Linked DNA regions of Mus musculus: region 1 is linked to region 2. The links are chromatin loops, found by intact Hi-C in ENCODE. Cell type or tissue: heart. All regions are shown on one strand. Links, peaks and the distances in the headings refer to the core of each region. The heading gives the core; the rest is flanking DNA.

Region 1 (6,220 bases), core at 498-5,497, 270 kb before region 2:
TCCCTTCCTGGACCCTGAGGCTGTAAAAGCTGAATTATAGTCCCCTCTTCCTTATCTCTTCCTGATTCCCAAGACTTCCAAGGACATGAGTTACGTGCTGAGCCCAGCCTGACACCCAAGGCTGTTAAGGAGGATTCATATTCCGGAGATAAGACTCAGAGTACCCACCCCTTGGAGCCTGACTTTGGCCTTCATGTTCCCAGATGCCCACTTCATTGTTCTTTATTAATTTCCCCTCAACCCCTCCCTATTCCCCTCACTGTATGCTTAAAACCTGGCATTTCAGCCTAATAAACTGATACCTTGATAGGAACCTCTTCTTGGTCTCCGCTTCTCCTTTCTCTCCTTCCCATTTTCTCCCAGTTTTGTGGTTCCCCTCGTACCCATGAATAACTAGGTCCTGCTGGACAGGACAAAGCAACACTGGGGCAGAGGGTACACACGTATAACAATGTACCACTGAGCTGAAGAGTTGACACACACCTAGCAGCACTCCACTGGAAATGTTCACTGCCTAACCTGGCTTGGCTGAGATCCTAACTGTCCTCAAGAAGATAAGTGCTAAAGTCTTGGTTAGTCTGAGACTCCTCTGGAAGATCGTTGGAAATTCTGCAAATTGCCCTAGTGTTAGTGAGTTAGGTTTGGACACAAAGCACAGCAATGGGTCTTGACAGACCAGACCCCTCCTGTCTGCTTCCTGGCTATCAGAAGGTGACTGACTTTACCTCACCACATGCTCCTTGCCATTTTTAGTGTGGCTTGTGAAAGACCACAAAGCAGTGGTGCCCACACACCATGGATTGCGTTTCTAAGGCTTGAGTCAAAATAACTTTTATTCCATCAAGGTTCAGTTGTCAAATGTGTTTGGCCACATTGATAGAAAATGAGTACATTTGCTTTTTACTGTGGAAAGTGAGAAAATTATGCAAATGCAGAGTGAGTTTATTAATTCAGGCTGAGCATTTGCAGGCAACGATCTTTCCACATTCTTTATTTTATTTTAGTTTATTTTAGTTTAGTTTAGTTTTTTTCCACATTACGTTTTTGTCTGTGCTTAGTGTTTGTGATGAGTAAGCATACTTTTTCAATACATGCAGGCATTGCACAGGGAAAAAAGTCTGAAGATGGGTCAGATGGCACGTGGCAATCCTGCAATCCCAGACAGACATGCAACAGTACCTCTTTGGAGCAAACCATTACTATAAATCAATCATCAGCTGCTTTTAAGAAACCCTCAAATTGCAGAGTAGGCTAATAAGGAACAGAGAAAGGTAGGGGTAAGGAAAATAGAGGGAAGTTAGTGTTTTTCTTTTCTTTTTTTAATAGAATTATGCCTGGCTTCCATTGTATCACTGAAGCTAATGAGAGGAGATTGAAGCTACTCTTAGTATAGTAAAATTATTCAATTTGAAATGATAGATATATTAATTATCCTGTATTGATCCTTGCCTACTGTATTTATATACTGAGATAGTATACAATAGCCCACAAATATGAATACTTACTGTGTCTGATTTTCTTTTAAATCTCTTCTGAATGCCAGTTTCAAAATATGTCCTCTAAGCCCAATACCATGGATTGTCACAGCACATCAGTGAGAGTGAGGCATTCTAGTGTGGGTCTAAACTCTTCATTCTCCAACCTCAAATGTCTTTGCTGGAGACGCCATACAATAGCCTTTGTCAATGCATTATAGATTTCTGCTCATTTGTTTAATCTTCCTGTAGGGAGGGAAAAATTCCTGATTTATTTAAGTTATTTTCCATTAGATAAATACTCATTTCTCAGCTCTTGGCATGTGTTATGCCCTGTTTCTTGTCAATTATTTTAGAGTACAAAAATGAGCAGCTGGGTAATGAACTATAAAAGAGAAATCACTCTGAGATGAGCCACATGGCCTCCCCTTAGGGAGGAGGGACCTGTTCTTAACAGGTCCCATCAAGAACAACAGGAAGGTGGTGGGAAGTATTGGTGTCCCATTGTCATGAATTCTCATGATATAATCCAAAAGGTAACTTGACACCTCACCTCTGATACATACATTGTTTCAGAAACTGGAGAACCACAGACCCAAAGGCTAGCAATTCCCAAGAGCTGCCCATCACCTGGTAGCTAGAACCAGCTACTTGCTGTTTTCTTCTAGGTAGGAATGGCGCCTTGTGTTCTGGTAACCTGTTACTAACTCATTGCTTTCTCTGAAAGAGGAAACAGTACACTGTTCCTCCCTGTCCATCTTGCCTTATGTCCATCACATTGGGTGTATGGTGAGTTTCTGGAGGTTTTTAGTAGGAAATGAACTCCATTACTGAGCAGTAACTTGGAGAAATTTATGAGACTAGGCTCATGTTCTTACTTGGAAAAGCTTGGGGAACGTTTGGTCACATGTGTTACATGCAGCAGCCCAAATGACTCTAGGTGAAATGAGTCCCCACTGAGGCCTAATCTTGTTGCCAGACTCTGAGATGACCAAGTCAAATATCTGAGGTATAAACAAGTAAGCTCCAATTGTAACCAGTAAGTCTGTCCCAGGACAGCATGGGTCCCGCTCACCTAAGAAGTAGGGCAGGAATCTGCTCATGGTCAGCAGTGCAGGAGGAACTCCTCTGGGGATCCTCACATTTGCATAAGAGACTCTGAGTGTGCTCTCAAAGGGCCAATTTGACAAGAGAGATAAGATGCTCTGTGTTTCATAATTTTACGTCCTTGCATCCTAGTCAGTGTAAAATCCTAACGAGGAGGTAGCACATAACACTATATAAGGCACTGAGCTCAAATCCCTCTGCATCTGTGCCCCTCACCAGGCTTCAGCCATGAAGATCCATTACCTTCTCTTTGCATTTCTCCTGGTGCTGCTGTCTCCACTTGCAGGTGTGTCAGGGGAGTACGCGGTCCCAAAGTAAAAAGAGATAGCTCCCTACAGTGTGTGTGTGTGTGTGTGCGCGTGTGCGTGTGTGTGTGCGTGTGTGTGTGTGTTCCTGTCTCTTTTTCTGTGTGTGCCTTGGGCTCCACCTCTCCATATATATATGTCTCACTCTTTCTGTTTTTCTGTGGGTGCATGTCTGTCAGTCTTTCTGTATATGCTTATGCCTGTCTTTCTGTTATGTGTTCATCTCTCTGTCTCTGTTTCAGTCTCTCATACATTTCCTCTTCTACAGTTATTCCCTTCCTTTTTTTTCTTTCTTTCTTCTAAGCTCATTTCAGACAATGTGTATTGTGTAACTGCTAACATAAGCCAAGAATACTTCTTTTTGACTTCCAGGAGCCTCAGGTAGATTCATTCTGAGCTCATCTGCAGTCCTTGCCTTCCATTTCCTAACTCTTGCCACTAAACTTGAGATTATGGAATGATTCTTTTGTAAATAATAACATGGATATCCAGAAGATGTTCCAACTGGTAAGAAGGACACATACTCCACTATGTTCATAGCAGCCTTATTTATAATAGCCAGAAGCTGGAAAGAACCCAGATGCCCCTTAATAGAGGAATGGATACAGAAAATGTGGTACATTTACACAATGGAGTACTACTCAGCCATTAAAAAGAATGAATTAATAGAATTCCTAGGCAAATGGATGGACCTGGAGGGCATTATCCGGAGTGAGGTAACTCAATCACAAAAGAACTCACATAATATGTACTCACTGATAAGTGGACATTAGCCCAGAAACTTAGAATACCTAAGATATAAGTTACAATTTGCAAAACATATGAAACTCAAGAAGAACGAAGACCAAAGTGTGGACCCTTTGCCCCTTCTTAGAAGTGGGAACAAAACACTCATGGAAGGAGTTACAGAGGCAAAGGTTGGAGCTGTGATGAAAGGATGGACCATCTAGGGACTGCCATACCCGGGGATCCATCCCATAATCAGCCTCCAAACACTGACACCATTGCATACACTAGCAAGATTTTGCTGAAAGGACCCTGATATAGCTGTCTCTTGTGAGGCTATGCAGGGGCCTAGCAAACACAGAAGTGGATGCTCAGTCAGCTATTGGATGGATCACAGGCCCCCCCCAATGGAGGATCTAGAGAAAGTACCCAAGGAGCTAAAGGGGTCTGCAACCCTATAGGTGGAACAACAATATGAACTAACCAGTACTCCTCGGAGCTCGTGTTGCTAGCCACATATATATCAGAAGATGGCCTAGTCTGCCAACATTGGAAAGAGAGGCCCCTTTGTCTTGCAAACTGTATATACCTCAGTACAGGGGAATGCCAGGGCCAAGAAGTGGGAGTGGGTGGATAGGGGAGTGTGGGGGGGAGGGTATGCGGGACTTTTGGGATAGCATTGAAAATGTAAATGGAGAAAATACTTAATTAAAAAAACAAAAAAATAATAACATGAAGAATTTTGGATTCTTACCTGAACAGAAAGGTGTTTGTTTACTAATCTTTATATTTAAGGTGTCGATTCTCTGATACTCTAGAGAATCCTCCAGAATAATCATCCCAGCCTCTATCTGAGAACTTCCTGAAACCCTACCCCTATGGAAGATCCTTAAACACACACTGTCTACAGGGACAATCAGGCTCAGAGCTCAGGGAGGCTATGAAGCACAGCTTCTCAAACTCTGCCTAAACTGTATTTTGTGCAAAATATATAATTTTATATTCTTTCAAATTATGTGTACATATATGGATCTGTGTATATGAATGTGCCAGGCACTACAGTAATCACAGAGGTCATAAAGGAACATCCAGTCTCTCAGAGTTGGAATTATAGGCACATATGGGCTGCCTGATATGGTACTAGGAAGTTATCTCAGGTCTTCTGTAGGAGTGGTATGCTCTCCTAACTGCTGAGCCATCTTTCCAGGCTCTAAGTTTATTTCATCCTTCACATTAGGTAAACAGAAGGAAAAGGATACACAGTTCAAGAGAGGGAGGTAAAGCAAATAAGAGAGTATTTGAACGAATGAAGTAAAGGCCTCAAACTGCATCAGACAGAAAATATAGAGATAGAAACATAATTTCACTCATTTTGTTGCTGGGTTCTGGTTCACAGAGGACATCTGTGTTCCATGAGATATACAGACACTATCTATGACTTTTAGAGAAATGTAAAGAAGGAAGGAGTGGGGAGAGCAAAGGATAAGTTTAAGACTTAATTTTAGACGTTGGATGCTATCAAAAAAGTTCATTTTTCTTTAGGTTTCCATTGTAAGTTACTTAGGAACCACGTTATCCTTAAGAAAGTTCTATTCCCCGAGATTTGGGTCCAATACTTAGTTTAAAATAGGTACCTAGAATTCAAAATACCTTAGTTAAAAATAGGAAGATGACTCAGTGAATAAATGCACTTTTGCAAGTATGAAGATCTAGCATCCATGTAAAAGCAGAGAGAGCATCTTGTGCACATCTGTACTGCTAGGACTAAGAATCACAGAGGCACACTCGTGAGTCAGCCAGCCAATTCCACTGATTTAGTTCCAGGTCCAGTGAGGAACTCTTTCTCAAACAACGAGGTAGAGAGAAATTGATGAACCTGTCTTAGGCCAGCCTCTGGCCTCTATATGTGTGTGTACACATGCACATTCATGTGCACAGTCACAGTGTCTGCTTCAGATACTAGAAGTAGGGACTTGTGTGTGGAAAAGCAAAGGCAGGGCTGCTGAGAAGCAGCTAGGGACTCACAAAGAGTCTTTTCTGAGCTCCTGCCTGCTGTACCTGAAAACTCCAGTCAGGGGTGGGGCAGACCCTTCAACATTTGGGTCCTAGGAAAACCAGCACCCCCTCTATACTGTAACAGTACCTGTCTCTATCAAGAATTGGATTCAGCCCTGCTAAAACAGACATCCCTGTTTGGGGGAAGAGCCTACTGGGATCTACTCATCATAAGAACACATTGGTATGTATTTCTGACCTGGCACTTTCAATTCTAATGTGTGGTTTTTCTTACTTATCTTTCAGCTTTAGCAAAACAATCAACAATCCAGTAAGTTGCTGTATGATTGGAGGCATATGCAGGTATCTGTGCAAGGGCAACATTCTTCAGAATGGCAGTTGTGGAGTTACTAGTCTCAACTGCTGCAAGAGAAAATAGAGAAGAAGTCAAAGATCCAGTGAACCAAAGAAAACAATTTGCACCTCCATGAAGATGAACAAAACATAAACTAAATTAAAGTTCCTTGATTAAATGCAAACGCATGTTGGTAAGAACTGTGTGAGCTCACAGTTTGTTTTCTCTTGCTCTGAATTCTAAAATCCTGGCAGAAG
Region 2 (6,220 bases), core at 401-5,400:
GGTTAGTAAAGCAAAAGTTCAGAGTCTGTCCTAGTCCTGACCTTCCCACTGGGGCTTGTACAGTATGATGGGCTCCCTATCTTGCTTGTGTGGGGCTTTTCTATTTATGTGCATACAATTTATACTCATTAGTATAATTCAGCTCCAGCAGGATACCTTAGATTTTCACAATTCTCTGTCTGAAAGAAGAAATGTGACCCCAGAGAAAGATATCTCACCTGGATAGATGGAACTGAAAAATGAAGTGTTTGTGAAATCATTGACATGTAACAAAAGAATGTTGGCTGAAGATACATACCATAATCCAGTGTATATTTAAATTTAAAGTAGGAGTCTGAAGCCAGGGCGTTATCCATAAGTGTGGCTGTGCAAGCTGAGTTGTATTGAGAGCAACCATGTAACAAACCAGGGATCACAGCATGTCTGTACTCCTCTTAGCACAGGGGGATGGGATGGAGACATGTGGATCTCCAAACTCATTAGCCAGCCTGCCAGACCAAATGCAGGACCACAGGCTCAATGAAAGATCTGGAGGACTGATTAGATTCCCAGCACCTAAGTAACATGTCATCACCTTCTGTAACTCCTGTTCCAGAGGATTCATCACCTTCTTTTGGCCTTCATGTCAAGCCTATATACAGTACATACTAGAAAAACACCAAACATAATAATAATAAATTTAAAAATAAAGTAGAGTGATTGAAGAAAACACTTTACATTCAGTCTTCACACATATGTAAACACACATAAAAACAAATGATGTATAACACACAGACACAAACATGAATGTGATTAAAAATATCAAAAAATAAAAGAAGTATTTGGGTTTTATTCAAGGATAGCATTTGAACTTTTGATTGCACTACAAACCCATACACTTCATTTTGATGCTGGGCTCATCAGACCCTGTCTCAAAGAATTATTGTTAATAATCCATACCTTTATCTCTTATAAACGTGTTGTTTTGCTGACGTTCAAAGTCACTGCTGACTGTTGCAGGAATGAAATGAAGTTTCCTGCAACAAGTGAAGCATCATTCTGGGACTTTAGAGGATGGAAGGAAATCAAGGTTTTTGTAGAAAATTTCTTCACCTGAGAAAAGAACTTAATGGCCTTTTTTTTTTTGAAGGTCCGACTTTTGAAAGCATAGGTAAATTGGATATAAGCAATAAAATGCTAAATAGCTTTGCACTTCTAAAAATGACAGGACCTTTTGGTTTCACATAGAACTAGAGCTGGGGGTGCACACCAAGCAGAGCACCATGGAAGACAAGGTGTGGAGACATAGGAAACCACCACTGCACCTGAGGGTGAACACATACATACACACACATACACACACACACACACACACACACACACATACACCCATACACATACACACATACACACACACACACACACACACACATACACGCATACACATACACACATACACACACACACACATACACACATACACATACACACATACACATACATACACACACATACACACACACATACACACACACTCATTGGAGCTGTGGTGCACACAGAGCAGCCCACTACTCTTGGGGAGCACACATATGCATCAAGGCAACACTGGGCAGAGGGTACACACGAATAACAATGTACCACTGAGCTGAAGAGTTGACATACACCTAGCAGCACTCCACTGGAAATATTCACTGCCTAACCTGGCTTGGCTGAGATCCTAACTGTCCTCAAGAAGATAAGTGCTGAAGTCTTGGTTAGCCTGAGACTCCTCTGGAAGATGGTTGGACATTCTGCAAATCGCCCTAGTTTTAGTGAGTTAGGTTTGGACACAGAGCACAGAAATGGGTATTGGCAGATCAGACCCCTCCCTTCTGCTTCCTGGTTATCAGAAGGTGACTGACTTTACCTCACCACATGCTCCTTGCCATTTTTAGCATGGCTTGTGAAAGACCACAAAGCAGTGGTGCCCACACACCATGGATTGAGTCTCTAAGGCTTGATTAAAAATAACTTTTCTTCCATCAAGGTTCAAATGTGTTTGGCCACATTGATAGAAAATGAGTACATTTGCTTTTTACTGTGGAAAGTGAGAAAATTATGCAAATGCAGAGTGAGTTTATTAATTCAGGCTGAGCATTTGCAGGCAATGATCTTTCCACATTCTTTATTTTATTTTATTTTATTTTAGTTTAGTTTTTTTCCACATTACATTTTGTCTGTGCTTAGTGTTTGGGATGAGTAAGCATACTTTTTAAATACATGCAGGCATTGCAGAGGGAAAAAAAGGCTGAAGATGGGTCAGATGGCATGTGGCAATCCTGCAATCCCAGACAGACGTGTAACATTACCTCTTTGGAGCAAACCATTACTATAAATCAATCATCAGCTGCTTTTAAGAAAGCCTCTCTAGCTGCATATGTATCAAAAGATGGCCTAGTCGGCCATCACTGCAAAGAGAGGCCCATCCCAGTACAGGGGAACGCCAGGGCCAAAAAGGGGGAGTGGGTGGGTAGGGGAGTGGGGGGGGGTATGGGGGACTTTTGGTATAGCTTTGGAAATGTAAATGAGCTGAATACCTAATAAAAATGGAAAAAAAAAGAAAGCCTCAAATTGCAGAGTAGGCTAATAAGGAACAGAGAAAAGTAGGGGTAAGGAGAATAGAGGGAAGTTAGTGGTGTTTTGTTTTTGTTTTTGTTTTTCTTTTTGTTTTTTTTTTTAAATAGAATTATGCCTGGCTTCTATTGTATCACTGAAGCTAATGAGACAAGATTGAAGCTACTCTTAGTATAGTAAAAATATTCAACTTGAAGTGATAGATATATTAATTATCCTGTATTGATCCTTGACTACTGTATTTATAAACTGAGATAGTATACAATAGTCCACAAATATGAATACTTACTGTGTCTGATTTTCTTTTAAATCTCTTCTGAATGCCAGTTTAAAAATATGTCCACCAAGCCCAATACCATGGATTGTCACAGCATATCAGTGAGAGCGAGGCATTCTAGTGTGGGTCTAAACTCTTCATTCTCCAGCCTCAAATGTCTTTGCTGGAGACGCCATACAATAGCCTTTGTCAAAACTGTTTATGCATTTTAGATTTCTGCTCATATGGTTATTTGTTTAATCTTCCTGTAGGAAGGAAAAAAATCCTGATTCATTTAACTTATTTTCCATTAGATAAATCCTCATTTCTCAGCTCTTGGCATGTGTTATGCCCTGTTTCTTGTCAATTGTTTTAGAGTACAAAAATGAGCAGCTGGATAACGAACTATAAAAAAGACATCACTCTGAGATGGGCCACATGGCCTCCCTCAGAAAAGGTCACATCAAGAACAACAGGAAGGTGGTGGGAAGTACTGGAGTCCCATTGTCATGAATTCTCATGATATAATACAAAAGGTAACTTGATGCCTTACTTCTGATACATACATTGTTTCAGAAACTGGAGAACCACAGACCCAAAGGCAAGCAAGTCCCAAGACTTGCCCATCACCTGGTAGCTAGAACCAGCTACTTGCTGGTTCCTTCTAGGTAGGAATGGGGTCTTGTGTTCTGGTAACCTGTTACCAACTCATTGCTTTTTATGAGACAGAAAACAGCACACCTATCTGACTCCATGTTCATCACATGCTAGAGGTTTTTTTTTTTTTTTTTTTTTTTTTTTGTACCAACTGAATTCCATTACTGAGCAGTAACTTGGAGAAATCTATGAGACTAGGCTCATGTTCTGACTTGGAAAAGCTTGGGGAATGTTGGGTCACATTCTATTGCATTCAGCAGCCCAAATGAATCTAGGGGAGTCCCCACTGAGGTCTAATCCTGTTGCCAGATTCTGAGATGACCAAGTCAAATGTCTGAGTTATAGACAAGTGAGCTCCAATTGTAACCAGTAAGAATGTCCCAGGACAGCCTGGGTCCAGCTAAGATGTAAGGCAGGAAGCTGTTCTTGTTGAGCAGTGCAGGAGGAAATCATCTGGGGATCCTCACATTTGCATAAGGAACACTGAGTGTGCTCTCAAAGGGTCACTCCTTGACAAGAGAGGTAAGGTGCTCTTGTTTCATAATTGTAATTTTGACGTTCTATTCAGTGTCGAAATCTACCCAGGAGGCAGCACCTGGCACTATATAAGGCACTGAGCTCAAGTCCCTCTGCATCTCTGCACCTCACCAGGCTTCAGTCATGAGGATCCATTACCTTCTGTTTGCATTTCTCCTGGTGCTGCTGTCTCCACTTGCAGGTGAGTCAGGGGAACAGGGTGATCCCAAATTGAAATGAGAGACATCACCATACAGTGTGTTTGTGTGTGTGTGTGTGTGTGTGTGTGTGTGTGTGTGTGTGTGTGTGTGTGGTGTGTGTGTGGGTGGGTGGGTGTCTATGTTTCTGTCCCTTAATCTTTGTGTGTCTGTCAGTCTTTCTCTCACTTTTTGTGTGAGAGTGTTTGTGTGTTCCTCTGTGCATGCATCTGTCTTTCTGTCTCTATGTGTGTATGCCTGTCTCTCTGTGTATATGTCCATCTCTATGTTTCTGTCTGTGTCTCTTTCTCCTTTTTCTAGGATACCCTCTTTACTTTGCATTTTTTCTTTCTTCTTAGCATTTTAGAAAATGTGTATTGTGTGATTACTAACACAAACCAAGGACTCTCTCTTTTTCCTTTGTAGGAGTCTAAGGTAGACACATGCTCTGCTGATCTGCAGCACTTGACTCCCATTTCCTAACTCCTGATGCTAACCTTATGATTATGAAATGAGTGTCTTATAGGTAGCTTAAAAATAATAACATGAAGAATGTTTGATTCTTACCTGAAAAGAATGGTATTAATTTAGAAATCTTTACATATAAGGAGTAGAGTCACTGCTTATTCTAGAGAATTCTCCAGAATAACCAGCCCTGCCTGTGTGTGAGAACTTCCTTTCCCCCTACCCCATGGAAACCCTTAAGCATACAGTGTCTACAGGGGTAATGAGGCTCATAGCTCAGAGGAGGCTATGAAACCCAGTCTCTCTATCTCTGCCTTAAGTGTATTCATGTGCACAGTCACACTCAGTGTCTGTTTAAGATACTATAACAAGGGAGTTGTGTGTGGAAAAGCAAAGGCAGGTCTGCTGATAAGCAGCTAGGGTCTCACACAGAATCATTCCTGAGCTCCTGCCTGCTGGCCCTGAAAACTCCAATCAGTCAGGCATGGAGCAGACCCTTCAACATTTGGGTCCTAGGAAAACCAGCACCCCCTCTACACTGCAACAATGCCTGTCTCTATCAAGATATGGATCTAGCCCAACTAAAATAGACATTCCTGATTTGGGGGAAGAGCCTGCTGGGATTAACTCATCATAAGAACACATTGGTATGTATTTCTGACATGGCACTTTTAATTTAAATGTGTTTTTTCTTACTTATCTTTAAGCTTTTATCCAAAATATCAACAAATATAGGATGATAGGAGGCAAATGTGTTGGTGAAAGGACATACCTCATAAGAATGGCAGTTGTAGAGTTTCTTACCTCATATGCTGCAAGATAGAGTAGAGAAGAAGTCAAAGATCCTGTGAAGCAAAAAAAAAAAAATAGTAGAAGATGGACAAAGCTTAAACCAAATTAAGGTTTCTTGATTAAATGCAAACAACTGTTGCCTAAGAGCTGTGTGAGCTTGCAGTTTCTTTTCTCTTGTTCTGGATTCTAAAATCCTTGCAGAAGTCAATCAGTGACATAAACAGGGCTCTCTTATGTTTCCAGAACTTATCACTATCTGTTCCTGTCTCTGATATGCTAGTGAACATCCTGTACCCAGCACACACAGCCATCCTGCCTGGCTGCTTCATCCCTTTGCCTCCTTAACCTCTGCTTCATCCACCCAATCGCCAGACAAGACAAAGATGGTGACCCCAGCTTCCCTTAAGCTTGTGCCTCTTAGTCATTTATGCCTTCTGTGGTTGTGGTCAAGACTTTTTAACAGGATTAGACCTCAGTGGGGACTCATTTCCCCTAGATTCATTTGGGCTGCTGAATGCAACAGTGTGAGTTCCAGACTCTTTTATTCATTTATGTACTGACCACTGATGGGATATATTGCATCATGTTATTTTAATTGAATGGCCAATTTGAATCAGTTGGGGGGGGGCTTTCTTACATGTAGACATAAGACCCAAGGAACTTATGGAAAACAAGGCCTTAAAGAAAGCAATAAGAAGGAAGAGCAGGGTAAAGACCAATAAGAGGCTAAAAAAGCAAAAGTTCA

The links. Peaks named below come from ENCODE experiments on the same cell type or tissue, not always from the same donor. Only the 100,000 strongest peaks of a DNase experiment are listed, where the experiment ranks them.
Region 1: a loop joins it to region 2, with 12 times the contacts of the local background. A loop is called at or near these places in 5 of 42 quality-filtered maps.

What each region holds. Positions count from the first base shown.
Region 1 is chr8:19,244,782-19,251,001 of GRCm38, forward strand. It overlaps Defb5 (defensin beta 5), which reads left to right and starts at 2,811. Exons shown (of 2, transcript NM_030734.2): 1 at 2,811-2,872; 2 at 5,915-6,047. The coding sequence starts at 2,811. The coding sequence ends at 6,047. In heart, for the core only: no CTCF peak of the experiment used is centred there; no DNase peak of the experiment used is centred there.
Region 2 is chr8:19,519,582-19,525,801 of GRCm38, forward strand. No RefSeq gene overlaps it. Among named protein-coding and RNA genes, the nearest start is that of Defb7, 28 kb to the left of the region's middle. In heart, for the core only: no CTCF peak of the experiment used is centred there; no DNase peak of the experiment used is centred there.